2 separate regions of the Mus musculus genome follow, and region 1 is linked to region 2. The links are chromatin loops, found by intact Hi-C in ENCODE. Cell type or tissue: heart. All regions are shown on one strand. Each heading gives the region's core, and the rest is flanking DNA. Links, peaks and the distances in the headings are about the cores only.

Region 1 (16,340 bases), core at 3,797-11,796, 320 kb before region 2:
ACCATCACTGTTCTGGAATAGTCCTCCAGGCACTGCTTTGTGCGAGTGTATTACTCACATGCAGAGTTGTGGATAGTGGCCACAGCATAGTGAGCCCGCGGTGGTAGTGCCCTTAAGGATGCCATGGGTCGGGGGCTGGTGAGATGGCTCAGTGGGTAAGAGCACCCGACTGCTCTTCCGAAGGTCCAGAGTTCAAATCCCAGCAACCACATGGTGGCTCACAACCATCCATAACAAGATCTGACTCCCTCTTCTGGTGTGTCTGCTTCTGGTGTGTCTGAAGACAGCTACAGTGTACTTACATATAATAATAAATAAATAAATCTTTAAAAAAAAAAAAAAAAAGGATGCCATGGGTCTGTTTCCCCAGGCTTTGGCCTCATCACCCCTATTCTGCCTATTCCAGAATGAAAAGTGTCATCTGTTGGTAGAGCATGAAACCCAGAAGCTGAAGGCCCTGGATGAGAGCCACAACCAGAGCCTGAAGGAATGGCGAGACAAGCTTCGGCCACGCAAAAAGGTACTGCACTGGACTCATGGGTACCTGCCTGGAACATCTGAATCCTCCCTATTTTCTGACTCTTGTCTTGTGGCACCCCTAAAATTGGTCTGTTCCCGAGAGACAGGACCCATCTGCCTGTTGTGCTGAATGCTGGCAGCTCTCTGGACCCCTGGGTTAAGAGGGTGCTCTTGACATTGGCCCATGTGCACCTGAGGCAAGCAGAGAACCCCTGCCATGAGCAGCAGTCAGTCACATTGCCAGGCTGGCACCTCCCCCCACCTTGGAGAGTTTCAGGCAGTCACTCTGTGAGGTCAAAGGCCAGTGCCAGCTACTTCACTTTCTGAGTTAGTTTCCAAATGTGTAAATCTCTGTGCTTGGTCTGGGGTGGAGCTCTGGGGCAGAGCACCAGCCTAGCATGTTTGATGCTCTGGGGTCTGCCTCAGCACCAAAGCAAACAAACAGCCATACACTCAGCAGTGTAAGCCACACTCTTTATCAAACACTATAGGAATAGGATTCAAAAGCTAGGGGTCTCTGCAGGGGCCTCTCCAGGGTCTCACAAGGCCAGAGTCAGGCTGGGCTGGGCTCTTGGCTGTGGCTCGATGGTTGGGGTTTTTACAGACTCCTTGCTGCAGAGTCACTGTGACCAGGTGCCAGGTACTCTCACCATCTTGCCTTCTTAGGATGAGCTGCCCCCTCAAAGTATGAACCCAAAGGGAACCTTATGCCATTAGCTGCTTTTCTTAGGTATTTGGTAGCAGCAGCAAGAAGGTAACCAACGCAGTAAATATCACAGGCAGGCCTCAGCATGGTCCTGATGCGATAAGATTGTAGGGTCAGCTAAAGAGTCATTAACGCACAGCATTCTTTCTAAGTACACTGTAGCTGTCTTCAGACTCGCCAGAAGAGGGCATCAGATCTCATTACAGGTGGTTGTGAGCCACCATGTGGTTGCTGGGATTTGAACTCAGGACCTTCGGAAGAGCAGTCAGTGCTCTTAACTGCTCTCCAGCCCAACCCACAGCATTCTTGTTTTGGGTGTTTGTTTGTTTGTTTGTTTGTTTGTTGAGACAAAATTTCTCTGTGTAGCCCTGGCTGTTCTGGAGCTAGCTCCATAGACCAGTCTGGCCAGGAACTCAAAAATCCCCGTGTCTCTGCCTCCTGAGTGCTGGAATTAAAGGTGTGAGCCACCCACCCCTGCCTAGCACAGCATAGTCATTCTTAGACTCTGAGGAGAGGTTAGCCTTGTTACCCTTGACCTTGTGACCCATGACCGTGTGCCCACACTGCCTGATATTCTGAGGGTTTTCTAGCCACTGTGTGCGTAGACAGGAGGCAGACCGTGCCCTGCTGGGATTTCTGACACTAAGCCCACAGGTACCCAGTGTTCCAGCTGGCTCTGGCATCAGGGAGTGAACGTGCACCTGCTTGTCTGACTCTGGGCAGCTGTCTCCTGGGCACTCACATCCTAAGGGTCTGGAGAATGAGCTCTCCCAGCAGCTTCCTGTGATGATCTCTCAGGCTCCTGGAAGCACCACAGGCCAGGGCTTAGAGAGCTGGCCCTGCACCCTGCCTGTGGGACTGCCTCGGGGCAGGGTTCTGTCACAGCTGCCCGAGTTGCTGCTGGCAGGAAGGCCCAGAGGGGATGGTCCTTTGTGCTCTGGCATTACACCAACCAGCCTTGAGCTCTGTCTCCTTCTTATAGCAAGTCCTGTGGAGTATTTTTAGAACTCAGACGGCTTCCTTTTAAGTAAGTGCAGACTTCCTGATTTGCTGAGGTCACTTTGAGGACAGAGTGGGGCCTCGGCATAGTCTGCTCGTGCTCTCTCTCTCTCTCTCTCTCTTTCTTTTCCTGGCCCTTCTTACATTGCCATGTTAGACTGTAAAATACATGAGTATTATCTACTTTAAGCTACTGTTAACACATTGCTGCTGGTGGGCTAACTCATTTGTTAATAAGTTTGTTTAGAAAGAAATGTATGGGGCTGGTGAGATGTCTCAGCGGTTAAGAGTACTAACTGCTCTTCTAAAGGTCCCGAGTTCAAATCCCAGCAACCACAGAGTGGTTCACAACCATCTGTAATGAAATTTGACGCCCTCTTCTGGTGTGTCTGAAGACAACTACAGTGTAAAGAAAAAAAAAAGAAAGAAAGAAACATATTCATTTACTTCCTCCATGCTGCTCTATGTTGTGTTGCCATAGAAACTCTGGCCTGCAAAGCAGGGTCTATCCTATAGGACAGGGAAGCTGCCCCATGAGACTTCAATACACAAACAAAGCAGGCACAATGACAACCCCATTGACCGCCCCATTGATCTCATGGGTGGGGGAGAGCTCTCCCACAGCCTCACTCTAGACAAGAGTTAGAGACAATTAGATGGTTGCTGAGAGAAGAGTTCAGGGATGAGACCCCTGAGAAGCTGTCTGACCCCAGGCAGTCATCTCGAACAAGTATGCATATGAGCATGGTAAATGGACTCAGCGGGTGGTATTCATATACATACAAATAGCATATGTATATATCAAGGATAATTAAAGAAGGAGTCGTGGGTTTGAGAGGACATAGAGGGGGACCCATGGGGGTGATGGAAGAAATGAGGTACATATAGTTAGTACTCGTGTATAACATTCTCAAAAACAATGTTAATGTTTACTATGTTAACTATCTGCCACACAGTGGGACACAGACTGCTGCCTGTGCTCTCAGAGGCTTTGGGGGGAGACTTGTGGTGGGCAAAGGACAGCAGGGCTTGAGTCACAGGCTCAGCACTCCACGCTAAGTGTCCCTTCAGCAGACACTGGGGACCAGAGTGCTGTGGGTTCCAGATCCAAGTCTGGGATATTCACATCTGTGTAATGAGATGTCTCGGGATAAAGGCCATGTTAGCTCCGTCTCTTGTCTCGTGGTAGAACACCAGACAGAGGTTTGTTTTGGCTACACTGATGTTTGAGGGGCTGATCACACCATAGAGGCAGAGAGCAGGAAGCCGGGTTGTCCCCTCTCCTGTGACCCTAGCTTCACCAGTCATGCCTTCTACCCCACCATCTTGGAGGCTGAGTGCTCAGGCACACAAGCCTCAGCTGGCATGTCACATTTGAAACACCCAAGTCTAAGCAAACTTGGTTGTGTCTCCTGGGTCCTTACACACAGCCAGGAGGTATTTATGGCACACCCACCTTTGGATTGCCACCCAACCTGTGAGGTCAGAAATGGTGTCTTTCACTATATCAAACTAGCACTTCAGAATTCAAATTTTGGGACATCTTGAACTTTTGGAGTGGATATGCTCAACTATTCCTAGCTTTGAAATTGGGCGACTTACTAAACCACCCTGTGTCTAAACAATAGCAGAACTATGAGCAACACCTCCATCTGAACCCCAGGGGGTCACACACTGGATTCCTGGGGGGGTTCACAGATCCCATACTGGACCCCTGGGGCTCATACACTAGATCCCAGGGGCTCACATACTAGATCCCTGGGGGCTCACACACTGGATCCCAGGGGTTCACACACTAGATCCCAGGGAGCTCACACACTAGATCCCAGGGGCTCACACACTGGTCTCCTGGGGGCTCACACACTAGACCCCTGGGGGCTCACACACTGGATCCCAAGGGCTCACACACTGGATCCCAGAGGCTCACACACTGGTCTCCTGGGCAGTTTGGTTTATATTTGTATCACTGAGCCAGTATAGTAATTTTCAGGGTTTTGGGGTTCTTTTTGTTTTTTATTTTGAGACAGGGTTTCTCTGTGTAGCCCTGGTTGCCCCGAGACTCCCTCTGTAGACCAGGCTGGCCTTGAACTCACAAATCTACCTATTTCCGAGTCTCAAGCAAAGGTATGCGCCTCTGCCACCACAACTCACCAGGCTTGGTTTGTCTAATTGCCAACCTGAAGTGAAAATTTTACATAAATCCCAATCCAGTTTCCCCTCCCACATGGTGCCTGATCTTGTCTAAGGGCCCATGCTCTCCTGGCTCTTCAACTTCCCTTGTGAGCTGGCACTCCTGATCCCGTGCTCTTGGGAAGTCTTCCTGATAGGATCGTGTTTATCTGGATAGATGAGCATGTGCCCAACGGAAGCTCCTGTGCTGCTGCCAGCTGGAAAGCACCCCTCCCATTACCTGAGGAGCTCAGACCCTCAGAGGGACAGGCACACACCCTCCCGCAGGCAGTGGGTGTCCTGACTGGGGGTGAGCACTGTCACTTGGCCATCTCTTTCTTCTGCTAGATCCTCCCCTCTGGCTCTTCTTTATCCATCCTGCTCTTTCCCCATCACGGGAGTCCTGCCTGTACCTCTCGCCCCTTAACAGGCGGTTCCCCAGGATTGGCCCTGGGCCATGAGCAGTTCAGGAAGGCGTGTGGCAGGTGGAAGGGGTGCTTACCTCAGGGAGCTGTCCAGAGCAGGACATGCTGTTCTGATTGGAATCGTTGGCATCCCGCTGAATACCATCTGCTCTCGCTTCCCCAGGCCCTGGAAGAGGATTTGAACCAGAAGAAGCGGGAACAGGAAATGTTCTTCAAATTAAGCGAGGAGGCAGAGCCCAGACCCACCACACCCAGCAAAGCCAGCAACTTCTTCCCCTACAGCTCTGGGGATGCTTCCTAACACCCACAAGCCTGGGCTGCGGTGGGCAGCGTGGCTACTGGGGCCCCCAAGCCTCTATGAACAAGTGACTCAGGACCTCTTCCTCTTGCTTCTGTGCCAGCTCAATTACCCATCCCCCTGCAGCGCCCCAGTTGTCCACAGTGCCACCTTGGTGCACGGTGACCTCCTCAAGACTCAGATTCCCATCACCTAGGAGTGATTTAGACTGTTGAGGTCAGGGGCCAGGCAGGATGGGTGAACCCCTCCTGTTTGCCCAAACACCAGCTCTACTGTCTGTGGGCACAAGCGCTACTAATGACATCACCGCGAACGCATCCTTATTGTGATCCTTGTGGGTTTTTTGTTTGTTTGTCTGTTTGTTTGTTTGCCTTCAGTAATTCCTCACAGTGTCGGGAAACATCCCTAAGAGCCACTTGGGTTCTCAGCAGCCAGCTCCCGGGTGTCCCCATTCCCTTGTTTCACATAGCTGACTTTGCTTTGTGTATGTCGGGGTAGGGAGCGTGGAGAAGGATGCCAGAGATGCCTGTTCTGCTGATTCTGACATTGTATCCCATCTTATTTTCCTCTCCCTGTGAGACATGCAATACACACACACACACACACACACACACACACACACACACACACACACACACACACTGCAAATACATAACTTGGCCCCCCTGACACCACCCAGGCTGCCTCTGCTGTGACCTCCTAGGACCAATGCATTGGAACCTGCTTGCTTGCCTCCTGAGCCTGATCCAGGGCCACTGAGCATGTCAGGTGGAGCAGCTGGTGGGGCCATGCTGAGTGCTGGCGCCAGAACCCAGAGAAGGCACAGGCTGTACTGCCAGCCTGCAACTCATTTGGCTGCACACAGGATCCCGTGTTCAGGGGTACACCCCCCTCCACACTTGACTTCTGCTGCCTAGCACGTGCCAATCTCACCCTTGCCCGCTTGTCTGCAGGTACCCAGGAAGGCTTTTGACTTCTGCCCTAGTCCTGTACTGGAGTCCCACTGTACATTTCCACTAAGCTTTGGACTTCTCTGTTCAGGAAGAACTGTTCCCCACCCTCAGGAACATGCTGCGCTCAGGGAAATGTGGAGCCTCCATGACTGGGCCTTCGGGCTGCTCAGGTAGCCTCCCAAGAGGCTGAGCCCCATAGAAGAAAAGCAGCCTAAGTGCTCAGTTACAGTACAGGCAAATGGCTGGCTGCCTCAGACACCCTCTTTTTAAAAAGCCCCTTCCCAGGGACAATGGGGTGGGGTGGGGGAGGGGGGACCCAGGCGGTTGAGTCTGGCGAGTGGCTGAGACCTTAGCAGTATTTCTCTGTCACTGCCCGATGCTGAAGCAACTTTCTAAAAAGTTTCCTCAAATGAAAACTGGGTGCTTGGGAGGGAGTGGGCTAGAAAAAAAATAGGAAAACAGGTCTTGGGACTCCCAGATCTAGTGTGCAGTAAAGAAGCTCACAGAACCCCAGGAAGGCCATAGTTCTCAGGGGAGCGAGTGAGCCTTCGCTTGCTTTCAGGCCTCACATCAAGGAGTTGACTCAGAGGGCAGATGGGCCAGGCCACGCCACAGGAGGCCGGGCAGGGATACTTGCTTTCAGGGGACTTGACAGTGGCTATTAGGCAAAATGCTAGTTTTGTGGTTCATATAACAGTCTTTGACCGCTCCCTGACATCATTCGTAATGTTCCAGTCCTTTGTTGAATCTGCACTTAGTACCACCTGAGCCCTGGTAGCTCTGCTGTGCCTTTTGGAGTGGGGTCTAGCCTAGTCTTCCAGCCTCATAATTATAGCGTAAGTGCAATGCCTGCCACCACCAAGGGCCCACGCAGTATTCCTCATGCCCTGTGCTAATCTTTTCTGTATAGGAACAGGCAGAAGTGTTTTTAGCGCAGTAAATATAACTAACTTATATTTCCCTTCATGAAGGATGGAAATAACGTGTATGCATTTCCAAGCACCGTGGATATTTGTAAACTGTTCTCTGCAAACAAAAAAAGAATGTAAATATGCTTCTAATAAAGTAATAAGGTGATTTGCAAGCACTGTTGTTCTTTCTGGTTGGAAAGAGAAGATAGGTGGGCCTCCTGTGCTTGCTCAGCAAGGAAGGGCTTATCCTCTGAGTATGTGAGAGCCTCCTCCATCAGGCAGCAGGTCAGACTCTGGGGTTTCTGATGGAACCCCAAAGAGAGAGGAAAGAGACCATATTCTCTCTGGCCATTTAATATCATTCCGATTCAAAGACAAACATTGGTTAACAAACACCCCCAGATTTTGTATGTTAATGGACTGAATTTTTTCCATAACTCTGATAAGAAAGTAGATTTTGCGCAGAGCCCAAATCTCAGGACACGGCCGAGGGACACCCATGGAATTCAACCCTGGAGTTTGTCCCCCTGATGGTGCTACCACACCTCTCTCCAGCTGCCACTTCTTGCCATCAATGCTGTATCTTAAAAGAATTTTCCAGGACAGACTTAACATGGTGGTTGAATGCCCTAGCTTGTACATGGGTCTGGGCTCTGTCTCTGATTCTAGGGGGACAAATAGAAATATAGTTTACATTTGTCTGACTGTACCTCTCAAAACATTGCTTGTGTTCTTACCCTGGGGTCCACGGGTAGAATTGGGGGTATCTCTGCATTTGTTTGTCAAAAGATGTGGTCTTTAGTTTTCCTGCCTGAAATTGAGTGTTTTCCTTCTTAGTGGAGGTGGCAACAACCCCAGAGGTATCAGTGGGGCTTGTAACTGTCACCCAGGGAAACCAACGGCGTTCCACACTACACCATTTTTTCCTCATTTTTAAATCATAGTGACTCAACCTGCATTGTTAGGTCCAGTTGGTTGTGTCCATGCATATGTCTTATTAACTGTGTAGCTACAGTTTTCCGAAGTCATTGGTAGCCGGGCAGTGGTGGCACATGCCTTTAATCCCAGCACTTGGGAGGCAGAGGCAGGCAGATTTCTGAGTTCAAGGCCAGCCTGGTCTACAGAGTGAGTTCTAAGACAGCCAGGACTACACAAAGAGGCCCTGTCTCAGAAAAACAAAAAACAAAAACGAAAAAAAGAAAAAACCAAAAATAAAAAAACAATTAAAAAAAATTTTTTTTTAAAGATACCTATTTATCCTGATGGTCAGTTTCATTTGTAATCAACATAATAACCTCATTGTCACAGGTTTCAAAAATATTACTTTGAGAAGGACTTCATAGACATTGTGGAATACCAAAGGACTTCACAGAACAGAAAACAAAACCAGTCTGCTTTTGCTTAGCACCTTGCTGCTGTTGCCCTGGAAGTCTCGTGACCAGCAGAGGGCAGGCCATGGCCATGGTGCTGCACAGCCTCTGGACTCAGGCTGTTGGTGTGGCTGCAGCTTCCACTGATGAGTACTTACTGTCTGGGGGATGTAAATCAGCAGGCAGCCAGCATGATTGCCATTAAGAGCTAGAAAAGTGAGTTTCCAAGAATTCAGGAGACTGGCAGCCTCCCACCCCCAGGGCATTAGGAGATGAGGATGACTTGGGAAATGAAATCATCCTATGTTAATTGACTCCTCTCAAAGCAACCATCATTGGAATGAGTGATTCCTGGATGCTGTCTTCAGCATGCTCACCCTAATGGAGACAGAGACGTGGGAAAGCAGCACCTGTGCAGACTGACACCGCCTGGGGACTCAGAACACCCCCTAAGAGAGCCACCCTGTGTCGGAGGGCAAACAGGTCTATTCCAGAATGACATGCACTAAGGCTGGCCAGAGTAGATGGCTTATCAGCATAAGGCTAGAGAGAGGTTGGGCCGAACAAGGATGCCAGGCCAAAACAGCCGTTCCCTAAGAGCTGCAGAGTGGGAAAGAAAAGGCTGAAATGGACGGAGGAGTCATTGTACAGTCCATGCAGCACTGAGAGTTTAGAAGGAAAGGAAGGATTGCACGATTTTGAGGCAATTAGCAGAGCCTTAGATGCTGCACTCAGAGGCACCACATAGCTCTGTTGTACCCATGGTGTCTATTAGGTCTGGTTAACAAGGACATCTAGCAACCATCAAAACAGAGCTTCTATGCCCAATGGTGGCAGAAAAGGTCGTTCAAACCAATCCCAGCACTGAGGATAGCTTTAGAGTCTAGGCAAGGACCTCACAACTGCCTACTGTAGCTCCAGTGGATCCAAAGCCTTCTTCTGGCCCCTGTGGGTGCTCACACATATGTGTACATATCAACACACACACACAATAAAATTAACGTTGAAAAAGAGGAAGCAGGGTGATGGTGGCACACACCTTTAACCCCTACACTAGGCAGGCAGAGGCGGGGAGATCTCTGTGTTCTAGACCAGCCTGCTCTAGTGAGTTCTGGGACAGCCAGGGCTACACTGAGAAACCCTGTCTCACAAAAACAAAAAACAACAACAAGAAAGAGAGAGAGAGAGGAAGGAAGGGAAGGGAAGGGAAGGGAAGGGAAGGGAAGGGAAGGGAAGGGAAGGGAAGGGAAGGGAAGGGAAAAAGAAAGAAAGAAAGAAGGAAAGAAAGAAAGAGAGAGAGAGAGAGAGAGAAAGAAAGAAAGAAAGAAAGAAAGAAAGAAAGAAAGAAAGAAAGAAAGAAAGAGAGAAAGAAAAAGAAAACGAGAAGAAAATAGAACTGGTGACTGGAAGTTCTACTTGCTGGTATAAGCAGATCACACAATAGGGAAGGCCTGCCTGGCCAGGATTCAAGCTGGGATGGGGTCCCCATGAGGGGATTGGGTGGTTTGCCCTGCCTGGGTTCACAAGCCTAGAAAAAGCAACAGAGGTGAGCTTTTGCCAGGTCTTCAGGGCTAAAAGTGCAGAGAGAGGAGCCCAGACCCTGCCAAGTGCACAGTGGACAGGATCTCCATCCAGCCATTTCTTAACTCAGACTGCAGAGAGATCAGAAGTGGTTAGGGTTTGGGCTGGCGTTCTGTGGTGGAGTCCTGAAGTCCTTTGAAACGGAGGTGGGGTGGGGTGGTGGCGTGAGTTGGGGGGAGTTGGGGGAAGGTGGGAGGAGGAGATAGGGAGAAATAAGAGATGGGACCAGAAGGGAGAGGAGGGGAAAGAAGCCGACCAATAGGGGGTCTCGATAATGCAGGGGCCTGACTCCCACAAACTCAGTGTGTTTGAATGTTTGGGGCAACACATGGTGCCCTGAAATTTTCAGCAGATAGCTAAAACCCAACAATTTTAAAAGAACCAAGTGTCATAAACCATGAGAGCGATCTGGGTGCCAGATTTTACCTTCCATTTGGAAACTTCTTCTCATCCAGTTCAAGCTTGAATCATACTGAAAAGCTTGTAGTGGGGAAGGAAAACATAGGCTGGGGACGAGCTCAGCCATAGGTGGGCTGCTGTCCTGTTCTGTGCGAGGAAGCTGTGTGAGGTGGGACACTGTCCTGTTCTGTGTGAGGAAGCTGTGTGAGGTGGGACGCTGTCCAAGCATGTGGAAGGCCCAGAGTGCTGCCCACCTCTATCCCTTTCTTCTAGAAAAGTGTGGCTGGACAATGCTCAACTAAACCTATGGCTTGGATCCCGCTGTCACTGGGCAGAACAGGTGGTCAGTCTGCCCAATGGCATGTGACTGTCCCACCTGTGTGGAGACACGGTAGAGCAAACATATGGTTCTCCCTTTGTGGTAAGGAACCTCGGAGGAGACCACGTTTCAAGACAGTGAAGAACAAGACAGTGGCTCTTCCAACAGTTCCCCCTGAGACTTACACAGAACATTAGGCCCTGATCAAATGATCAAAGGACAGGCTTCAAGCTGTGGTGGTGTTGGGGCTACTGGTTACCACAGCGTACCTGCCCATCAGGATAACAGTCTCCCCACTCACTAGGGTGCATCTGACTCCCTCCTGGAGATGAGAGAGGCAGTTAAGGAGGGAACGGAAGAAAACATGTAGTGGCTGCTCCCCCAGGCTCCCCACTCATGGTACGGAGACAGAACCCAGAGCCTTGTGCAGAAATCGTATTACTGAGCCCCAACCACCTACCTACCTTCACTGCAGTCCAGATCCCCTTTTGTGGTCTGTCCTACCCATTTTTGTGGCTTTTGTCTTAGCAGTCCACACCAGACTCCCTTCAAAAGGCTGCTCTGGGGGTTACCAAGGTCTCTTTGCCCACAGGCACCAAAAGATAAAACTGCCTGGGAACTGACACCCACCCACCCTGACACCCACCCACACTGAAATGGGTCTTAGGCAGGGACCCAGTGGAGTGGGAGTATGAAGGACCTGTCCCCTTGCAACAAGTCAGAGCAAACCCCAAGGCATGGTTGATACTCTTAAGCTCCCTGGGGGGATCCCTGTAGTCCGCCCCCTCTCTTCCTTCCCCTCCCTCTCTGGCTTCTGCTCAGTTTCCAGACTCCCTTGGGAGGGTTCCCTTACTGCACCTAAGCTCTCCAAAGACTACTGAAGACACGTGGAGCTGGTATCTCTAAGAAATGGATTCTGGGTGGGTGAGGTTTTGGAATCAGAGCACACTGGCCAGGACTCTCAGTGATGGTAAGTGGGGTGTCATTATACCCAAATGCTGTGGCAGGAATATCATACAAATGCCTTCTGTTAAGTTAGAGTTGGCTGTGGCTGGAAAGAGTCACCCTGGCTCGTGCTCAGGACTACAGGTTAATTCATTGTTGCTGAGTAGTATTGGTTTTTGTTTTGTTTTGTTTTGTTTTGTTTTGTTTGGAAGAGAAAACACACACACACATACACACACATAGGCTCAGGTCAGACACTCACCAATGTAAGGCAAGATGTGGCCTCGAGAAAGGCTTCTTCTGCAGCTTTTTTTTTTTTTTTTTTTTTTAAAGATTTATTTATTTATTATATGTAAGTACACTGTAGCTGTCTTCAGACACTCCAGAAGAGGGCGCCAGATCTTGTTAGGGATGGTTGTGAGCCACCATGTGGTTGCTGGGAATTGAACTCAGGACCTTCAGAAGAACAGTCGGGTGCTCTTATCTGTTGAGCCATCTCACCAGCCCTTCTTCTGCAGCTTTAAGAAGACTATCTTCATCTAGTAATTCCATTTTGGTATTTACCCAAAAGAGTTGACAACAGTTCGTCAAAGATGTTCACACCCTTGCACTTATCACAACACCTTTTGGAATAGTGAAGAACTGGAGCCGACATAAATGCCCACTGACAGGTGGGTAGGGAAAGAAAGGGGGTCTAGATACACACTGGAATACTATTCAGCCCGGAAAGAGGAGGGATTCCCTCAACACAGATGGGAGTACTGAGACAGGTATCCAAAGGCTAATACTGCAATTCTCTTGTTGGTGGATCTACAGCAGACCTGGGGTTTCAGCAGCAGAGGAAGAAGAAGTGGCAAAGATGATGGCGAAAGAGTACAAAATCCTTAGGAGGAAGAAACATTATCTCCTCTCTGGTTGTTTTGCACAGGCTTCTGAGCAGGGTCACAGCTGGAGGACCAGTCAGGTCTGGAGCATGTGTTCAACGAGCAGCTGTTTGGGGTAACCTGAATCTGTGTTCCAGGACTGCAATCACTCATATTTGGTTCCAGAATAACCTGTTTTATTCTGTTTGAAATGAGAGCCGGGGGTTGGGGATTTAGCTCAGTGGTAGAGCATTTACATAGCAAGCATGAGACCCTGAGTTCAGTGTTTTGCTCTGAGGGCATGTGCAAGAAGGAGAAAAAGGAAAAAAGGAAAGAGAAGAGAAGAGAAGAGAAGAGAAGAGAAGAGAAGAGAAGAGACGAGAAAAAGAGGAAGAGCAAGAAAGGAAGAAAAGGAAGAACAGGAAAAGGAAAAAGGGGAAGGGGAAGAAGAAGGAGAAGGGGAAGGGGAAGGAGAAGAAAATTTTTTTCAAGACAGGGTTTCTCAGGCTGGAGAGATGGCTCAGAGGTTAAGAGCACTGATTGCTCTTCCAGAGGTCCTGAGTTCAATTCCCAGCAACCACATAGTGGCTCACAACCATCTGTAATAAGATCTGATGTATGTCTGAAGACAGCTACAGTGTACTCACATAAACAAACAAACAAACAAACAAACAAATCTTAAAAAAAAAAAAAAAAGACAGAGTTTCTCCAGGTAGCCTTAGCTGTCACAGAACTCACTATGTAGACCAGACTGGCTTCAAATTCACAGAAATCAGCCTGCCTCTGCCTTCTGTGTGCTGGGATTAAAAGCACGTGCCACCATGTCCCATAAGAATTTGTTTTTATAAAAATAATGCCTAGCTGGGCAGTGGTGGCGCACGCCTTTAATCCCAGCACGTGGGAGGCAGAGACAGGCAGATTTCTGAGTTCTAGGCCTGCCTGGTCTACAAAGTGAGTTCCAGGACAGCCAGGGCTATACAGAGAAACCCTGCCTCGAAAAACCAAATATAAATAAATAAATAAAAAACATGCCTTTACCTACTGATCCATCATGCTGGCTCTTGGAGTCTTTATCATCATTTATGCACAGGATCATGTAATAGGGGCTGGAGAGAAGATTCGGGTGTTAGGACAGGCTCATAGCCCCAAAAGAGAACGGGGCACTACATCTTCTCCATTTCTGTATGAGTAAGAGTGAAGAGAATGGATATTCATCTCACTTCTGATCTTAGAGGCAGCACTCTCAGTCTTTCTCCATTTAGCACTGTGTTGGGTATAGGCTTGCTGCCTATAGCACCATCTACATCGAGGCATGTTCCGTCTATTGCTTTCTGTGCTGATTTTACCAGAACAGATGGTGGACTTTGTGGAAGGTCTTTTCTGCAACTTCTGAGATGATGTGACTCAAGTCCCATGAGTTCATTTGTATGCTGGGTCATGTTTATCAATTTGCGTGTATTGAACCATCCTTACATCCCTGGAGCGAAACCAACACAGTTGTGGTAAATGATCTTTTTAATGTGTCAGCAAATTCAGTTTTAAGAGTATTTTTAAAAAAAATATTTTTAGTGTGTGTGTATGGATATTTTTGTCTGCATGTATGTCTGTACACCATGTGGATGCCTGGTGATTGGAGGCTGGAAAATGGTATTGTGTCCCCTTGGAACTGGAATTGGGGGTGGCAAGAGCCCACACAGGTGCTGAGAATCAAACCTGGGACCTTGGAGCTGTCTTCCCAGCCCCTGAACTTGAAAGTATTTTATTGAGAACTTTTTTTTGCGTTAATATTCACCATGAAATTTTGTCTTAGATTTGTGTTGTATGACTGTCCACATTTAGAACATTTTTTTCTTTTTCTTTTTTTTTTTTTTCTTTTGGTTTTTCAAGACAGGGTTTCTCTGTATAGACCTGGCTGTCCTGGAACTCTGTAGACCAGGCTGGCCTCAAACTCAGAAATCCGCCTGCCTCTGCCTCAAGGCATATGCCACCACACCCGACCTAGAACATTTTTTTTTCCTTATGTTGGTACCTTTAAGTGTTCCTCCCCCAAACAGTTTCAGTACATCCACTAACTAGGAAAGGAACCTTGAATCCAAACAACAAACCCATTCAAAGCTGAGGGGGAAAAAAGAAAAAAGAAGAAAAAAACCCAAAAAACAAAAAAACTTGGAATAATTCTAACCCAGGAAGTGAAAGGCCTCTACAATGAAAATTTGGGCTAAGAAAAAAACTTGGAAGAAAAAAAATAGAAAAAGACACTGAAAGACAGAATCCCAGGGCATCCAGGAGTGTGCCGCCACACCTGGCTTCTTATGGATCCAAATTCAGGACTTCCTGCTTTCAGCAAACACTTGGCTAACTGAAGCATCTCCCTGGCATCATCACCACTGCTCTGGGAGTGCCAAGCAGCAAGGTTTTCCCAGCGTCCCCTCCCCTTCCTTCACTGATATGCAAGTTTTCTCCCCACCCTTCCCTTCTCTCTTTAAAATGTGTCACCAAGAACAGAGTATCAATGTTCTGAGGCTCTTGGTTTTAAGCTGTGGCCCCGATCTCTGGGAAAGGAGAGCTCCCCAGAACATTCCAGTCCCCAGACGGACAGACAGACTGGAGTGTTTCCTGTTGTGCGTTGTGACCTTTTGTCCCACAGACCTGCCTGCAGGCCAGTTTGATGGAGGCAGTTCTTCTACTGAGGTTCCCTTATTCCAGATGAGCATCGTTTATGTGTGCATGTGTTTGTGTATGTGTGTGCATATGTATGGATGTGTAGGCGTGTTTATGTGATGGCTGCATGTGCATGTGTGTGGGGTGTGTGGGTGTTTGTATGTGTATGTTTGTGTGTGTGTGTGTGCGCGCGCGTGCATGTGTGAGTGAGTGTGCACACAAGTCAGTGCAGTTGTAGAGGTCAGAGGACAACTTGCAGGAGGTGGTTCTCTCCTCCCACCATGTTGTTTCCAGCGATTGACCTCAGGTCACCAATCTTGGCAGCAAGTGCTTTTACACATTGAATCATCTCAACAGCCCTGTTGATAATCATTATTCCTTTGTGAGAGCCACTGATAATTTTACAGATAGGGTTGTGAATCTTTGATGGGAGTTTGATGATTTCAGGATTCTTGGAGTGGGTGACTGAGCAGTTATCATCTCTTGGAGGCATTGCCTTGGCTCTTTGGTGTTTCTATGTTGTGCTTTGTGCTCTGTTGCTTTGGGACTCTCCCTCAGTCTTTCTGGTTGCCTCAGTAAACAGCCTTCTTTTAGGGGCCCAATCTCCAGTAGCATTCAGAGAGAGAAGAACAAATTAACAGCAATAACACCCAAACTAACTAGGTAACAGAAATGCATGCAATTGTAGTCAATTGAAGCCAATAGATGGTCATAGGTCAGAAAATGGCAAAAAGAGTGGAGTGTATGCTATAGACACACTCATTCACACTCACATACACATTTATCCAAGAGTAAAATATAGAAAAATACCATAAAATAATACAAATAAGGAAAGAAAGAAAATTGAAAGGGGGTGAAAAAATCTAATTAAAGATTTAAAAAGCAGCTGGGCGGTGGTGGCACACGCCTTTAATCCCAGCACTTGGGAGGCAGAGACGGGCAGATTTCTGAGTTCGAGGCCAGCCTGGTCTACAAAATGAGTTCCAGGACAGCCAGGGCTACACAGAGAAACCTTGTCTTGAACCCCCCCCCCCCAAAAAAAAAAAGATTTAAAAAGCAGATGAGAAAGAAGAGGGGCTGGAGAGTCAGCTTGGCTGCTCTTACGGAAGACTTGGGTTTGTTTCCAGCACCCACCATGCTTACAAGCATCTGTAGCTCCATTTCCTGAGGTTATGGCGCCCTCTTCTGGCCTTTGGGGGCACTCCACACACTATAGGCACAT
Region 2 (16,340 bases), core at 4,056-12,055:
TTATGCAAAGTAAACAAAGTGTGGTTATGTCTCAGCGAACAGAATTTATGAGATACTAAAATTCTTAGGAATAATACAATAAATATTACATAATTAATAATATATAACAAGCCGGACGTGGTGGCGCATGCCTTTAATCCCAGCACTCGGGAGGCAGAGGCAGGCAGATTTCTGAGTTCGAGGCCAGCCTGTTCTACAAAGTGAGTTCCAGGACAGTCAGGGCTATACAGAGAAACCCTGTCTCGAAAACAATACAAAACAAATATATATTATATACAATACAAAATAATAATAAAACAATAATGTGGCACGCATCCCTCCACTGCCTACCACAAATCCCAGACTAGACATTACTAATCAATCACAGCACTCTTTCCAACTGAGCCTAAGTCCCCTTTTAGCCTAGTGTTCCAGGCAGTCATGACCAATACTGGGGACGAGCATGAAAGCTAAAAGCTCCACACACTCCTCACCTAAGGCATTATAATTCCCCTCTGGCTGAGAGGATACAAGCCTGTGGCAGTGGCTTTCGGGAAATCCCAATCCTTGGGCTGATCTTGGCAGCTACCCTTAGGAAAACAGAAAGAAAGAGAGAAAAAGACAGAGAAGAATCACTTTCTAAATATTTGGTTTCCAAATGTATTTATTTGCAGCTCCAGGTCTACTGACCACATGTATTGCATCTGTTCTAGGTTGGGATTCAAAGAAGTTTAGGATTTATTAGCTTTAAAAAACACCAACCTATCTCTGTATCTCCACATAAAGGTGCCAAGGAGAATCCTGGCACTTCCCCCCCTCCTCCTCCCCTCCCTTCCCCCTCCCCTCCCCCTCCCCTTTCCCCTCCCCTCCCCCTCTGCCTCCCCCCTCCCTTCCCCCTCCTCCTGTGCAAATCAGAGTATCTGGGCCCCTTTGCCATGAGACAGTCTCATGTCTTCATTTAAAAGGAGGAGGAGAGGAAGGCTCGGTGTGGAGGCCGCCAGTACCCTAGTGTGAATTGCACACCCTGGCTGGGTTTGCACACCCTGCTGGGTTACACAGCTTTGTGGAGGCTGTGTCTGTCCTGTGGAGAAGCTTGGATGAATTTGCCAGCCCTGACTGGGTGGCCCTTCTCTGCAGCAACCATGCAAGGAGACTGAACCTTTCACCTTCAGCCTTCAGGCTTCCCCCAGGGGCCTCTGATCTTTCCCAGTTGCTACACCCTCCCTTCCACTGGCTTCCCACCATGCCCCACTACACAGGAGAGGAGAGGCCCTGAGCCAGCACACATGCTAGGATAGGATAGGCAAGGATAGGATAGGATAGGCAAGGGCAGGTATCTGGGACTTTCTTTGCTCTCTGCTGCTTTCCCAGCTGTAAAATGGGTATGAACGTGATGTTATCCTCCTGGTGGTGAGACTATTTGAGGCCTCATTCCAGCCACTAACAGTGAGGAGAATCTGCTCTTTCAAGTGATGGGTTAGCTGACATCAAGCCTGTAACTATATAGATTTTTTTTTTAATCTCACAAAAAAGCTACAAGACTGGTGTGACGACTAGTATTAACTGGCAGAATCAAGAATCTCTTAGAAGATGAGTGTCTGGCCATGCCTGTGAGGAATTATTTGCCTTTCTTTGTTTTAATTTTATTTATGTGTACATGTGTGTGCCTGCTGGTCTGTATGATCGCTGCATGTGTGCAGTCCCCACGTAGACTAGACGGGGTGTCATATCCCCTAGAACATCAGTTATAGAAGGTTATGAGCTGCCCAGTGTGGATGCTGGGAACCAAACTCAGATCCTCTACGAATGAGCTTAGCCACTGAGCTACCTTTCCATCCCAACGGGGAGTCCTCTTACTGGTGTTGATTGAGGTGGGAAGACCCACCTACCTGGGTGGCAGCTTTCCTGGTGGGATCCTGATCTACATAGGCAGTTGAAAAGCCATTATTGACAGCACTCACCACACTCTGCTCATGGCTGTGCATGTATGTGAGGTGCTGCCTCGAGTGTCTATTGCCTTAACTTCTCCACCATAAGAGACCGTGCCTGCCTTGAACTGTGAGCCAGAGTAAAGCCCTTATTCCTTAGATGCACTTGGCAGAGTAGTCTATCCCAGCAATGGGGAGAGAAACAGATACAACAGGGTTCTCACAGACAGATGGGAAGTTCAGGTTGCCCCAGGACCCAAACCAAGCACGTGAGTTCTCATCAGTCATGGACTCTGGGGTTCATGCAGTCTGAGATGGGTCCTGGGAATTTCCTTGGTAAACTAACATCCCAGTGGGCCATATGTTCTATTGAGAACCCCTAGAAAACCGTTCTGTATAAGAAAGACATTTGGCTCTTTCACAGAGAGAGAAAGTGGGGTTCAGTAAGGTAAAAGGAGCTCCCCCAAGACACAGAGGTGTAATTAGCCAGGCTGGGATTTGACACAGGCTTCCCCTGGTTCTAACATCTTATGAAGGAACCACATTTGGAGATGTTTTCCCTCGGAGGGCAGCTTCCACCTGCGGCAAACCTTCCTGGCTCTCCTGTGGCCTGTCACCTCTCACATGTCATGCTCTACCCAAAGAGAACATGGCGAGCTGAGGTGTGACTCACTGAGCACATGTATGAGACCCTGGGCTTTGTGCTCAGTGCTACATAGAATAGCACGTGTCAGCAGAAGGTATGTGGAACAAGAGAGGTTTGGGGCTCCATCAATGATGCTCGGGTACCACACCACTGAGCAGCTAGCTATTCAGCCTCCCCAAGCCTTGGTTGTCTTGTCCTGGGGTCTGAATGTCTTCCATTGACCAGCCTGCTTTCCTCTGCCTGACTCACCGATACCCTCGTCTCCAATGGGACAAAAGGAGAACAACAGCTGACGACAGAGGGGACCCAGGTCAGAGTATCACCCCCACTTCATCAATGAGGCAGTGACTCAGTATTCCAAGGGCGCAGCAACTGTCCATTGCCTCTGCCTGATATCTCTGCATCCCAGGGTTTGCGCACACCCCCCCCCCCCCCCCCCCCCCGCCACTGCCCGGCACGTGGCTGTCCTTGAAGGAAATAGCCTTCCCTGTTGCTAACTCCTCACTGACAGTCTTATCTTCAGGAAACCCTCTGGGCCCTGATTGTAACATTCACTTTCCTCGTCTACAGCAAGGGTACTCCATCTTATATTAACAAAATATGGTGTGGAGCCAACCCTGGCCCACAGCCTATTTGTATAAATAAAGCTTTATTGGAATGCAGTCTTGTCCATTCATTTATGTTTAGTCTGTGGCTGCTTTCATGTACAATGGTAGATTGAAATAGCCGCTCCAGGGACCATTTGGCCTTCGAGCCTAAACTTTTGATGGCCCAGCCTTTCACAGGAAGCTTGCCAAGCCTTGAGCTCTATTTTGGGGTAAGATAGTTGGTGACAAACCCTTGATACTAGGCCTGGCACACAGGAAACTGTCAATCAGGCCTGGCTCTTCTTGCCTGAGTTCAGTGGCAGCCATGTGTATTATCTGAGCCAGGGAAAATGGGAGCTGGAGTGTAGGCTGAGGGGGAGGGCAACCATCTGTTTCATAGGATGCTGGGTCACAAAAATCCTCTATACAGCAAGGTTCCCAGGTGGCTCTCTACTTCCTGAGCAGGAATCTGCTCTTCTCATTCTTCTTCTTGGACCCCTAGCTGCAAGTTCCAGTGGGGCCAGCATCCATAAATGTTTGCTGTTGGATGAATAAACCTAATTAACCACCCATTGGTCGGGGTGGAACTTCACAGAGACTCAGCTTTTTATGCAAATCAGACTCCATTCCAGGATGCTGCAGCTGCAGCTTTCTTTCCAGCAAGGCTTTCTGCAATCCAATCTCTGCTCCTAGTTAGTATTGCTGCCTCCATTTTCTCTCTCTGACCTTCTACCTTCAGACTCACCTGCTTCCAGCTGCCTCTGCTTCTTCGCCTCCGAAGTCACCTTTCCAATTCTTGAGTATCATCTGGCTTCTCTCGTTCTAGGAAGCTGCCTATAGCTCCAGTTACCTACCTGCATCTTCCACTTGGTAGCCAGAGCGCCAGAGCGCATGCCCTGTGTAACCCCAGCAGTCCATCCTGCTCCATCTTTCCTTTCAGCTCTCCCTTACAATGTTCCAGCACACCACCGTCTGGTCTTTCTGGGATCCCTAGCAACATCTTTGTGGCTCCCAACCCCCCCCCCCCTGCCCAAAGCACTCACCTCCGTATACCCCCCTCCCCCCACTGCTCTCTGGGCTTTACCTTCCCAGGGAGCAGAATCACACTCCTCCAAAGCTGTTTCTCTTGGATTTCCCAAAACATTACACTGTTGTCTTGAAAAAACTTGATTTTGTCTGCTTGGCTATTGCCTTCCCATGCTGGACCATAGATGTGGACGTCTAGATGAGGGTTCAGCCCTGGATTCAGAGAACAGCAGGTACTTAAGCTGTGGAGGCTCCTGCCTCTGTCAACTCAGGACCTTTCTGCCTCTTTGCCCTTTGGCATCCTGCCGGGCACACACTTGGTCCTCGAGAAAGATGGATCCAACATTCATGAATTCAACCCACATCTGATCAACACTACTCAGAGAAAAGCTGTGCTTGCTCTGAACCTGTAGAAACCCTTTTCTCCTCCAGCTATTCAACAGTGTCGAATAGCATTGTATTAAACCTGTAAGCAACCCAAAAGGTTGCAAGTCTACAGAAGCTGTGTGTAAGTGCCCGGCAAGGGCTACACAAGGGACCTTGGAGTTGCACAGCAAGCATGGGGATACTGATGGGAAACTTCCCATGACCAAGTCTTCCAGGCCTTAGAAAGGTCCCTCATCTGAGTCTGTCATTTTGTCATTGTAGCTACTTGTTGCCAAAATACTTGAAAATCTTACAATGCCCCAAGCAATGCTGGAATGAAAGCCACATTGTTTAAACACTACATTGAAGTATATTCTTTAAAGAGAAACTGCCTCTTGCTTGGCTACTGGGCTCGTTGGGAAATATGCTTACAATCCAGTCAGCCCCTGGGTCCCATGCTAGATGGAGTGGCAGAGTCGATGACGGACTGAGAGAGACAAGACAACTTGAACCTTGGCTAGTTTGTTTACCTTTCTCTATGAAAGACCATGTCAATCAAACAGAAATGCAAGCCGAAGCAGGTGCTTGAAGAAAAAGTTGAATAACTTCTGGGTCATGGAAGGAAATGTATCAAGGGAGCCACCCAGTACCCGGTCTTCAGTGCTAGAACCTCTCATGAGAAACTGAGAATAGAAATTTCTTCCTGGGTGCCAACATCCATAATTAATTTTAAAACTTCCAAAGCCTGAAGGAGAGAAGCAAACCTGGCGAACCCAGTTGCCTGACATCAGTTTACAGCTTTGGCCTCAGAATTAGGCCCGGCTGCCTGGTTTCTTCATTAGTCTCTTCACTACCCACCAAACCTGGTTTTGTATTAGGGTCATTTCACAGATAGGAAAACTGAGGCTCAAAACCACATGCCAAGAGCTAACGGTAAAAATGGATCAAGATTCAAGCCCTGTTCTGTCTAGGTCGTTAGACTGGTCACATCAATTGGAAACCCTCCCCTGGGGTCCTGGGCACAGAGGGGTGGGATCTGCTGCTTCAAGGCCTGACTCACATCTCTACCAGCATCTAGACTGAAGACTCTCCTTCCTACAAGCTCAACCTCTGACTGGACTTGGGACCAGTTGGCCCCACATGGGAGCCAGGCACACATAGCACTGCAGATGCATGCTCCCGTATAGAAGGGCAGGTTCAAGACAGACAGGGGTGGGGGTGGGGGTGGGGTGGGGACGGTGGATCTGCATGCTCCATGGTCCTTGTGGCCAGTCTTTGTGCCCCTGGCTCCTGCTCCTCTCTCCACACTTTCTCTCGATGCCTCCCCACTTTGCCTTCTCCTCTTCCTCACTCCTGTTTCCTGCCCTTCATCTATTCTCTCCTCAGGTCCATGTCTTTCCCCATTTCTCCTTTTTCAGTTCCTCTCCACCCTTTTCTTCCCTCTTCTGGTCTTTTCTCGCCCTCCCCCTTTTCATTTTCTCTTTTACCTTCTCTCTCCATCTCTTATGAAATAAGACACTAAAGCCCTTCACTCCCACTTCCTTGCAACACCACATACAGAGTAAATAAAAAGACTGCCTGCCCTCCAGGAAGCAGACCTCCATGTCCCTCTGTCTCTGTCTCTGTCTTTCCCTGTCTGTCGAATGACTTGGCATCCAATGTCGAGTTAAGTGATTTTCCAGGCACAGCTGAACTGGTGTGTAGAGGCTGAAATGCTTCTAAGGGCAGCTTTCATCTGCAAGCGACTAAAACGTCTTGTTCTTGCTGTCATTGCTGTATTCCTCCCCTACACACACACACACACACACACACACACACACACACACATACACACACACACACACATACACACACACACACACACACACTCCTACACACGCACTCATACCTATACACACTCTCACACACTCATACATATTCACACATACACTCATACACACACTCACATACTTCTACACACACACTCACACATACATTCACACACACTCACACACATTTCCTCATTGATCTTCCTATGAAGAGAAAACCCTCTTGGCCTCAAATCTCTAGGAGTGTTCTCTTTGCAAGTCTTACCTTGAGAAAGGGTAGCTAGACTTGCTGACCAAGTCGTGTATCCCAGGGAATGCCTCTTTCTTGGGTTGAGCAGGCAGCATAGACACAGATCCTGAAAAGTGATATACCCAAGGTCATTGGATGGCCTAGAGCTGAAATCTAAAATACCAAAGGCTCTTCATGCTCTCTGGGGAATGCTTTGGGGTGGGGTGGGTTGAGCCATGGAAACAAAGGTGGAAAACCCTCCTTGGACAAGTGTCCATACCACAGAACACCCACTTTTCATAGACAGGAATAACATGGGGTCTTTTGTACCAGCTTTACTGAGCAGACGTGTTATCTGCTATCATCTTACTGCAGGATTCTGGGCAATTTTGTCCCGAACCTGAGATGTTAGTCCCTTATCTATAGGGTAAGGTTATTGATGGTTTCCTTGCCTAGTTATAGTAATTGTAATTTTGACACTCTAGGTCATTGTAGGCTACAGAGTGTTTAATATGGGTTTAGAATAAGCCTTATGAAGAATAAGAAGCAAAAATTCTTTGGATTATTGTTCAAATTTAGCCTCAGGGCTTACATTCCAGAAGGGAAACAGAAACGCATGGAATGCTATTCTTACCACCTACTCCTCAGCCAGGGCAGACATTACAAATCCATCACTGGCTTTCAGACATTTCCAGTTGATCAATACTGAAACAAACAGCACAAATTGTTCATTTTCCATCTTGTTACAGAAGGGAAAACAAACTTCCTAATCCAAGTGTAATGGTTAGTCTTGGTTGTCGGTTTGACTGGATCTGGACTCAGTTAAGAGACATGACTCTGGGTGTGTCTGTGAAGAGTATTTCCAGAAAGTATTAACTGACAGCATGAGACCCTCCCTCAGGGTAGGCAACAACCTCAGCCAGCTAGCCCAGATAGGAAGAAGCCAAAGATAAAGCAGTGTTGCTTGCTGCCTTTGTGTCTTGCTGATAAGTGAATCTATACTGCTTCTGCTATGCCGCCGCCGCAGTTATGTCACAGACAACAGACTTACATTTATTTGGTCTTCTAATGTAGAATGCCACCAGCTCTCCAAGAATCTTCCAGGACTTCAGCATTACATCGGGACTATGGAGGTACACAGCTTCACAGGCTGGGTAGCTGTAGACTACTATGGCTCTCCTCCATGCATACATCCCCAGATCCTATTATGTAAGCCATTATAGCAATTCTTTTCACATATGTATATATTTGTTGCCTACAATAACTCAGAAACTCAGATCAAATGCCTCTTTGGCTCCAGAGACAAAACCTCAGCCCCTTCCTCCCGTATATGCAGTCTGAACTTAGTCTTTTCCATATGAGACATTATCCATCCTTCATGATGATCCAAAAAAGACCCAAGGCTGGCCGTCAAAATTCATGATATTTATAAACAGTAATCCCAGTTTGTGAACCAGGCTTACCCACCTCCAAAGGTCATCAGTGTGTAAGCTTGGGCTAACCTGTCTCCAGAGGTCATCGGTGTGTGAACCTGGGTTAGCCCATCTCCAGACATCATCAGTATATGATCCTGGGCTAACCTGTCTACAGAGGTCACCAGTGTTTGAGCCCTGGCCCACCTACCTCCAAAAGTCATACTTCATTTTCTTTCCACATTACAAGGATGGCCATCCCAGTTCACCCTGATTATAAATGGCAACCAGTACCCCAGCCAGTGTGTGAACCTGGGCTCACAGACCTCCAGAGGTCATATTTTGTCAATGTCTTTCCATACCACTTCCCCTCAAACAGGAATGAGTTTAGCAGGTCAGGCAAGACTGTGGATATCATAAAGGCCATTGCCAGGATTCCAGGGAGAACCAAAGCATGGCCACCCCTTTTCCAGTAAAGACATTGACTCCTGCTGGATTCTGGGATCCTGCCAGGCCTGGAGTCCATCTCCTGGGAAGGACAGCACATGCTATTTTGATACTGAGCCTGTGCCATGAGCAAAGTGATAGACAGGCCTTTTACACAGCTCAGAAGTCAAGTTCACAGAGTTGTTTCCTGTTTGGCTCACACTGTGGGCAGAAGCCCAGGGGCCCTTGCTCTGCTAACGCGCTCATCAGCCTAATAGGAGAACAATTACCAAGTCAGGATCCAAATTTAGCAGCAGACACTTCTTTAGTAACTGGAGGGCTTGTGACTTTCAAGAGGAGTGGACTGTTGACACAAATTCTGGGTAGTGCTCTTTTTTCTGAAGACCAGAGCTGTCCACACTGCTAATGGCAGAATCATTAGGTCATGGCTGAGGTCCAGGAGTGGCCAGAAAACTAGCAGCTTGGGAACACGCTGACTTATCTAAAATTAGCCAGCGAGTTTAGCTTCTTAGCTGTCAACTATAAATTCATTTAAATGTATCAAAAAATAAAGAGGAGTTCCAGGAGGCACAGAAAAGGCCCAAGGATGCTCTCCCAAACATGCTTTATCAGGATGCTCCAGGGATGAGTAAAAGGCACTGGTAGAGATGTCATCCATCAGTGTATATATGGCACATCAGAGCAAACAAGAGCAAGCAGTGTGGACAGCAGGAGTATAGAGGAGAGCGTGGTCGTCAGTATGCAGAAGCAGCCGTCTGCTAAGTCTAACCTCAGACAGAAAGCACCAATGTGACCCAAACTGACCATGAGCTTGCAAGTTCACCAATGAAACCAAAAGGATTAGGGTTTGACTCCCAGCCTCGCCATGAGACTTGTGCAAATAATCTCTCCTCCAGAAATGTGAGTTTCCCCTTGAAAGGACGCATGGGAAGAGACCAGTTGGCAATGGCTAGCCCAGCAGCAAGCAGCTCTGACGACTCATGAGCCACCCTTAGGTCTAAGCACCCTTCTTACAACGACCTCGTTGCCTTCACAGTTACACCGTGAGGTAAGCACCCTTATGGATTTCCATTCTCTAACTAAGGAAACTTAGGCACACAGCAACGCTCACCTCCCAGTAACAGCACAGAATTTGGAAGCTACCATAGGCAATCTGGTGACCACATCAGTCCCAGTGTCGTGCAGAATCTCTGTGCAGGCAGAGAAATACCCATGCCACTGGGTTCTCCAGACATGATCAATTGAAATGCAGGGCTTTTTCTTCGGTCCTACAAGTATGGCTTTCTGAAGAACTGTGCATATTTTTCAAAATCTGATATAAATAGCTCTTTTAATTTTTCTTCCTTTGTACCCCATCCAAATATCAGCCAATACCAGAGAGAAATTGGTTCTGGTCAGCAGTGACAAGGTCAGGGCTCCTTTGGAGGATCCTTGCCAGTGCAGGCTCCATCCTGGGCTGAAAAATCATGGCATTTATTTTAAGCTGAAACAATCTTATATTTAAAGCTTGTCATCAGGCCGAAGTTTGTTTATTGCATTCCATAATTATGAGGAATATATTTTAAATAGAAAAAGATTTAAAATGTAGGACAGCTGCAAAAAAAAAAAAAAAAAAAAAAAAACACGATGCCAATCACTGCGAGGCAGCCACATCTGGAGTCAGCCACATCTGGAGTCAGAACTTGGGTGGGAAAAGCTTGTTTTGCATTTTTATGACCAGATGCATGCAGATTAGATGTACCTTATAAACTTCACCCAGACAACTGTCAAGACCAATCAGCTTTAATTGAATGGGACATTTTCTCCAGCAATCCCTCCTGAGCCCTGGCCAAGAATCCCCCCTGTATTAAGCATAGGCAGAGCAAGTTCTGTTAGCTGTGCATAGAGTGATCTGTCAAACACAGGCCAAATTCAATACTGGACTTCATTCCACAAAGACTCCAATTAGACCAGAATGAAGTCTGGAAAGCTTTGAAACGTCTCCTTGGCCCTGTCACATCGAGACATGACCAGTAGAAAGGGGTAGCTGAAGCCTGCACCCTGTGTTAAGTCCCTACACTTGAACACTTACTGTGTAACACTCATGTTCCATGCCTGCTCCCTCTAGGTCCTTCCAGCAGTCAGTCCAGTGGATGGGGATGATTCTCCCATTTTAAAGACCAGGAAACTGAGCTCCAGAAGGCTGGAGAGAGACACTCTGACTCAAGTTTGCAAGACAGGAAAGCTTGAAAAGTCCCATCAGCCATTTTCATTGGAACAATGGCAGTCTCAAACCCCCCTGGGACGTGCAGACACGTGGGAGAGCATAGAAGGCCATTGCAATGACTGAGGGGTCATGACTTCCATGAACACCAGGGGCCGGGAATGCCAAACCTCTTAAAGCTTGGAGGACAGAGTGCCAACAGCCGTTCTAATATAGCAGCTCTGGCCTCCCACAGGCCAGCACAATTAGGAAGACCACAAGCAGGGGTGTAAAGCAATAGATGGTAAGAATATTTTCTTAGTCTAGATTGCCAAGTTAGTGCATGCTGATAGCCAGTGTATGTCCAGATGCCAACCATACTGATGGAGAAGAGAGGAAAGGGGCAGGAGGCTTCCTTTCTCCTGTGGAGCATCCCTTTAATGTTAGCCTGCAATTGCTACCAAGGCCATTAGCATTATTTCAGAGGTCCACAAACCAAAGCAGGGGTCTGCTGCAGGAATGGGAGAGTAATAAAAATGTCATGGCCCAGATTTCTATTTCTCACGTGTGGAACAAGACAAACTCAGGAAAAAAAAAAAAGGCAATCAATCCTAACACAAATAATGACGTAGGATGTCCCATCTTTTATTCCATGGACTTGACGTGTGCCACGTCGGATCCCCATGGCAGCTTTTAGAGAAAATAGAGAAACTAAGGCTCAGGAGTAAAGGGTGGCAGTCCAAAGTGATACAGGAGTGTTGGCCCAGCAAATCCTGGGCCCCATTCCATGAACGGAGCTCACAGGATCATGGGAGCTGTGTTTTTGATGTTGCAAACTGAAGAACATCATAGCTAATCTGAGTGAGTAAACACAAACTGAAGACGTTACTTGCTTGTTTTTTTAATTACCTTTGGAAATGGTTTTACTAGGATTCCAGAATGAGTGATTAGCTAAGGACCGGGGCATCCCAGTGTCAGTTAGCACAGGCATCCATGGAGGTCTCTTCTCCCCAGCGTGATGTAAGAGTTCTGTTGTCTGGGTCTGGGTCTGGTAGCAAAGAGGCTTCCACAAGTCTGAGGTCTGAGATGCTGCTGATCTGGTTACAAGAGATTCTATTAAGGAAAAGGCTCTTCCTGACAGAGGTTTTCGTCAGCACTGGCCCTCCTGGAGATGCACTCCTCCTGGAGAAGGCTGATTTGGATGTTGTCTTTTTGTGAATCAGAAACAAAATCAACAATTTACAGCAAGGTTTTACACATAAAGCTTGCAAAGTCGGATGCCTCCAGGTGTCCAGATGGGGGAAATGAAACGGACAGTCTGGATGCCGCACGCTGTAATAGGGAAGGACAGGGGTTTCGAGGGATTGAGGAGCCCGTGCCAGTTGTAATGTTGAGTCTTTAGACTGGTACAGTTTTTGAGTTTTTTAAAGAGAAAGTATAGGATTTAGGTGTAGTCTGCAGGCATTTGAAGGCTGATTAATTCCAATCTTTGTTTGTTGTAAACAAACAAAAAACTAATTATGTGTGCCAAGCCCCCCTCCCCCCCCAAAAAAAACCCTTGTATTTTTATGGGACCTTTGGACTGTTGGGTTCTTCTTCTGTACTCCTTCCCCCAGAAAACATCAGAGAGGTCAGAATTTTCATGGATGGAATGGGACTTGTCTCAGCTTCTCCCCCCATTTCCTGAAGGTCCATGTGCTCTTACTAGTTGAAAGAGCCAAGTGGACCATCAGAAATGACACGGCACAACCAAACAGCCAAAAGAGAAACGTCATCTTTAAAATAATAGCCTTTTAAAGCAGGGGAAAGCAAGCAGGGCGTGGAGGCTCTCACCTTTAACGCCAGCACTTGGGAGGCAGAGATGGGTGAGTCTCTGTGAGTTCCAGGCCAGCCAAAGTTTCAAGACTCTGTCTCAAAAAACAGATATGGGAAGGACATGTAAAGAAGCAGGCACCCAAAGAACAGCTTCTGGGAATTTAAGTTCTTAAGGAATAGAGGCAGGCAGGAATGAATTGTGGGCGCCCTGCCTGGGGAGTGGGATCCTTCCCTCTGCAGGGCATTCTGGTCACTCTCTTAGCTAAGTAGACCCTGGGGCAGAGGCAGAGGTGGGGGTGGGGGTGGGGGGGCAGTATAGAATGTCAGGAAAACAAAGGGGTCTGACCCATGATTGAAAATCTCCATCTTACCAGACAGTGTGACATTAGGCTAGTGACTGGCTCTCTATGAGTCTTGGTATCCTCAGCTAAGAAATGGGGACAACCCAGTTGAGCAATGGAGCCAACCACCCAGCTCAAAAATTTTAACACAGAATTGTTCCTGTGTAAAGGAAAAGCAGGGACAAAAAATGGAGCAGAAACTGAAGGAAAGGCTATCCAGAGACTTCCCTAGGGAATCCATCACATCTGCAGACACCAAACCCAGACACTATTGCTGATGCCAAGAAGAGCTGCTGACAGGTGCCTGGTATAGCTGTCCCCTGAGAGACTCGGCCAGCACCTCACTAACACAGATGCAGACACTCACAGCCAACCATCACACTGAGCCTGGGACCCAATGGAAGAGTTAGGTGAAGGAATGAAGGAGCTGAAGGGAATTGCAACCCAATAGGGAGAACAATTTCAACTAACAGGATAACTCAGAACTCCCAGGGACTAAATCACCAACCGAAGAGTATACATGGAGGGATCCATGTCTCGAGCTACCTATGTAGCAGAGGATGGCCTTCTCTGGCATCAATGGGAGGGAAGGACTTTGGTCCTGAGGAGGCTTGATGCCCCAGAGAAAGAGGATGCTAGATTGGTGAAGCAGGAATGGGTGGGTGGGTTGAGGAGCACCCTCACAGAGGCAAAGGAGATGGATCATTTGCAGAGGGGAGATTGGGAAGGGGGACAACATTTGAAATGTAAATAAATAAAATAACCAGTTTTTTAAAATGAAAAAAAAAAGAAATGGGGACAAAAGTTAGGGTCAAGGGTCTTTGTATGTGAACTATTAGACTGGGAAATAACAATGGATTCTGATTCTGTGGAAGGTTTTTTTTTTCACTTTTTACAGGGTACTGTTGCAGAAGCCATGAACTTGACCATCCATTTGACCATTTGCAACACCTGCTTCTAGTCCAGGGCGCAACCAGTACATGCGTATGCACCACAGTACCTCTCCCTCCCACAGAGAGGGCTCCTTTTGTGTTCTACCCAGAGTTTCAATAATTCTGTGCCTTCTGAATGGTGTGGGGATTAAGGAGAGGATTGGCTTCATAGCTAGAGAGGGGCAATGTGGAGGCAGCCCCAGCTCAGTTCCAGGGTGGCTCTAAGTGAGTTCAAACAGATTTTACAGAGGAAAAAGTCCAGAGGGGCTGGATGGCTGGGAGGGATGGGTCAGAGGCAACCATTTCTCCGTCCACCAACTTACCATGTGCCATGATGGCTTCTTTCCCAGGACACAGTAAGATGGCCACAGAAGTCCCAGGCATTTGTCCCAGAGACAGCGACACCTGGAAGAGGACTTGTTTAGTCTGTTTTCCTGTTGTGATAGAATGCTCTGGCAAAAGCAACTTAAGGGAGAAAAGCTTCATTCTGGCTTGAGGTTCAAGGGTTCAGTCAGTCACAGTGGGGAGGTCAAGGGGCCAGGAGTTTGAAGAATCTGTTCACACTACATCTGCAGCCAGGAAGCAGGGGGAGATGAGTGTGTTTGTTGCTACTTGGATGTTTCTACAGTTGCTCAGACAGGATTTCCTGCCCAGAGAACAGGCCTACCATTCTCAGGTGGGGTTTCCCCCTTCTATTAACTCAATCAAGATCATTGCCTCCACAGACACATCCAGGACACCCAACACACAGCTGATTCTAGTTCCTGTCAAGGTAGCAACACTAACTAGCATCACTAGGACCAAGAGCCACTCTGGCACACTTTCAGGAAGTAGGAAACTTTGGTTCCCTGAAGTGCAGCTGACTATTCTTGGCCTGGTGCCTGTAGGGCTGTGTGGGAATGGAGTGGGGAAGAAAGAGAGGGGAGAAGGGAGTTTCTGCAGGCAGAGATGCCACCTCATCCAATCAGGATTATCTTGAGAAGAAACTATTGAGTTGAGTTCCCCCAAACAAAGTTTAAACTTCATCTTCTTTGTCTACATGCTCAATACTAGCAGGGGCATGGGGAGGGGGGGGGGAGTGGAGACCAAGACAGTGAACTATGGGTGCTTTATCACAACCCATTACTGAGAAATCTGAGCGTTGGTCAGCGGGGAACATGCTTTGAAGGGTCTTCAGATTTGAGCTGAGGGATGGCACCTGCTCACCTCTAGTCCAAAGCCACTCTTCTGGTGCTCTTAACTGATTTAGGCCTGGCAACTTCCACTAGACTGAAGAAACCTATGGTCAGAGGCTGGCGGGTATCTGCAGGCAGAGGTGAGTATCCAGTATCCAGGGATGTGGACAGGGAATGCAGGCTGAGCTGGTGGGCTGCAATTGCAGCTGTTTCTACCATATCTTTGGCTGACTTACACAGCTCAGGCATGGCCCGTCTTGGCATGAGCCCCATCACTTGCAGAAGTCTTCCAGACCTCTCCCTTCTGTCTCCTGGGAACACCGTTGGGATCACTGAGATCTGAAAACCACAGTAGAACTAGCACAGGAACACTGCCTTTGGCGTCCAGGGATCCAGAGTGGACTCAACTCTGCTTCCTCTGACCCTCAGAGTAGCCCAGTGGGACAGGTAATGCCATCATCCCCATTTCAAAGATGGGGAAGTTGAAAATCAGAGGAAGAAATTACTTCTGTGAAGTCACACAGCAATACCAAGGAGAAATCCATTCCAGGGAACTAGTGGGCTCCTAAAGAGCTCAGTACAATGTACTACCCCCCCACACACACACACTAACTATTTTTAGCATTGTGTCTCTGGAGGTGAGAAAGAAGTGAGCCAGAAAGTGTACTTAGGGCACATAATAGGTACAAAAAAACGCTGCTTAAATGGGGGAATATTTCTGTTGTAGGTTCCCCGACCCCTGTTTCATGGACAATAGAACAAACATGTATATAAGTTGTGAGAAGAGTCCTGAGGAGCTAGGACTGTAGCAAAGGCCACTCTGACCTCAGGCTCTTTTCCACTATGCCGTAGGGAGGGCCTGTGGTTGGGCTCTGGCTGTTGAGAGCAGAACCACAGAGCCCAGCTGCCTTTAATGCGGTGGTTCAGCTTCAGGTTCCTGGCTCCAGCCTCTGCATGGTCACTGCCCACTGCTGACCATAAGGGACTGTGGGTGAGAAAGTGGCCCACACTGCTCATATTCCACACTATGGAAGCCACACAAGCAAGCCACAAGGCATATTTTGAGTTTCTAGTAGTCACTTTCTAAAAGTACAAGAAAAAAAAACCAACAGGTGAAGTTAATTTTTGAAATACTGAAATATATTTGCTTAGCCTAATATGCATCCAAGAATACTTTCAGTGTATAATCAATATAAAACATTAAGGTCCCTTGCCTCCTCCTCTCTTTCTTCTTCTTCTTCTTCTTCTTCTTCTTCTTCTTCTTCTTCTTCTTCTTCTTCTTCTTCTTCTTCTTCTTCTTCTTCTTCTTCTCCTTCTCCTTCTCCTTCTCCTTCTCCTTCTCCTTCTCCTTCTCCTTCTCCTTCTCCTTCTCCTTCTCCTCCTCCTTCTCCTCCTCCTTCTCCTTCTTCCTCTTCTTCTTCTCCTCCTCTTCCTCTTCCTCCTCCTCCTCCTCTTCCTTCTCCTCCT

The links. Hi-C counts contacts between places; a loop is a spot of excess contacts. Peaks named below come from ENCODE experiments on the same cell type or tissue, not always from the same donor. Only the 100,000 strongest peaks of a DNase experiment are listed, where the experiment ranks them.
Region 1: a loop joins it to region 2, with 3 times the contacts of the local background. A loop is called at or near these places in 8 of 42 quality-filtered maps.

The regions. Positions count from the first base shown.
Region 1 is chr11:32,617,443-32,633,782 of GRCm38, forward strand. Stk10 (serine/threonine kinase 10) reads left to right here. Exons shown (of 19, transcript NM_009288.2): 18 at 407-520; 19 at 4,982-7,153. The coding sequence ends at 5,119. Among named protein-coding and RNA genes, the nearest start is that of Fbxw11, 17 kb to the right of the region's middle. In heart, for the core only: a CTCF peak has its summit at 8,411 (motif pointing right); DNase peaks (open chromatin) are centred at 4,949, 5,949 and 8,469; H3K27ac peaks cover 256 bases.
Region 2 is chr11:32,938,082-32,954,421 of GRCm38, forward strand. No RefSeq gene overlaps it. Among named protein-coding and RNA genes, the nearest start is that of Gm12111, 20 kb to the left of the region's middle. In heart, for the core only: no CTCF peak of the experiment used is centred there; a DNase peak (open chromatin) is centred at 8,610; H3K27ac peaks cover 1,093 bases; H3K27me3 peaks cover 225 bases.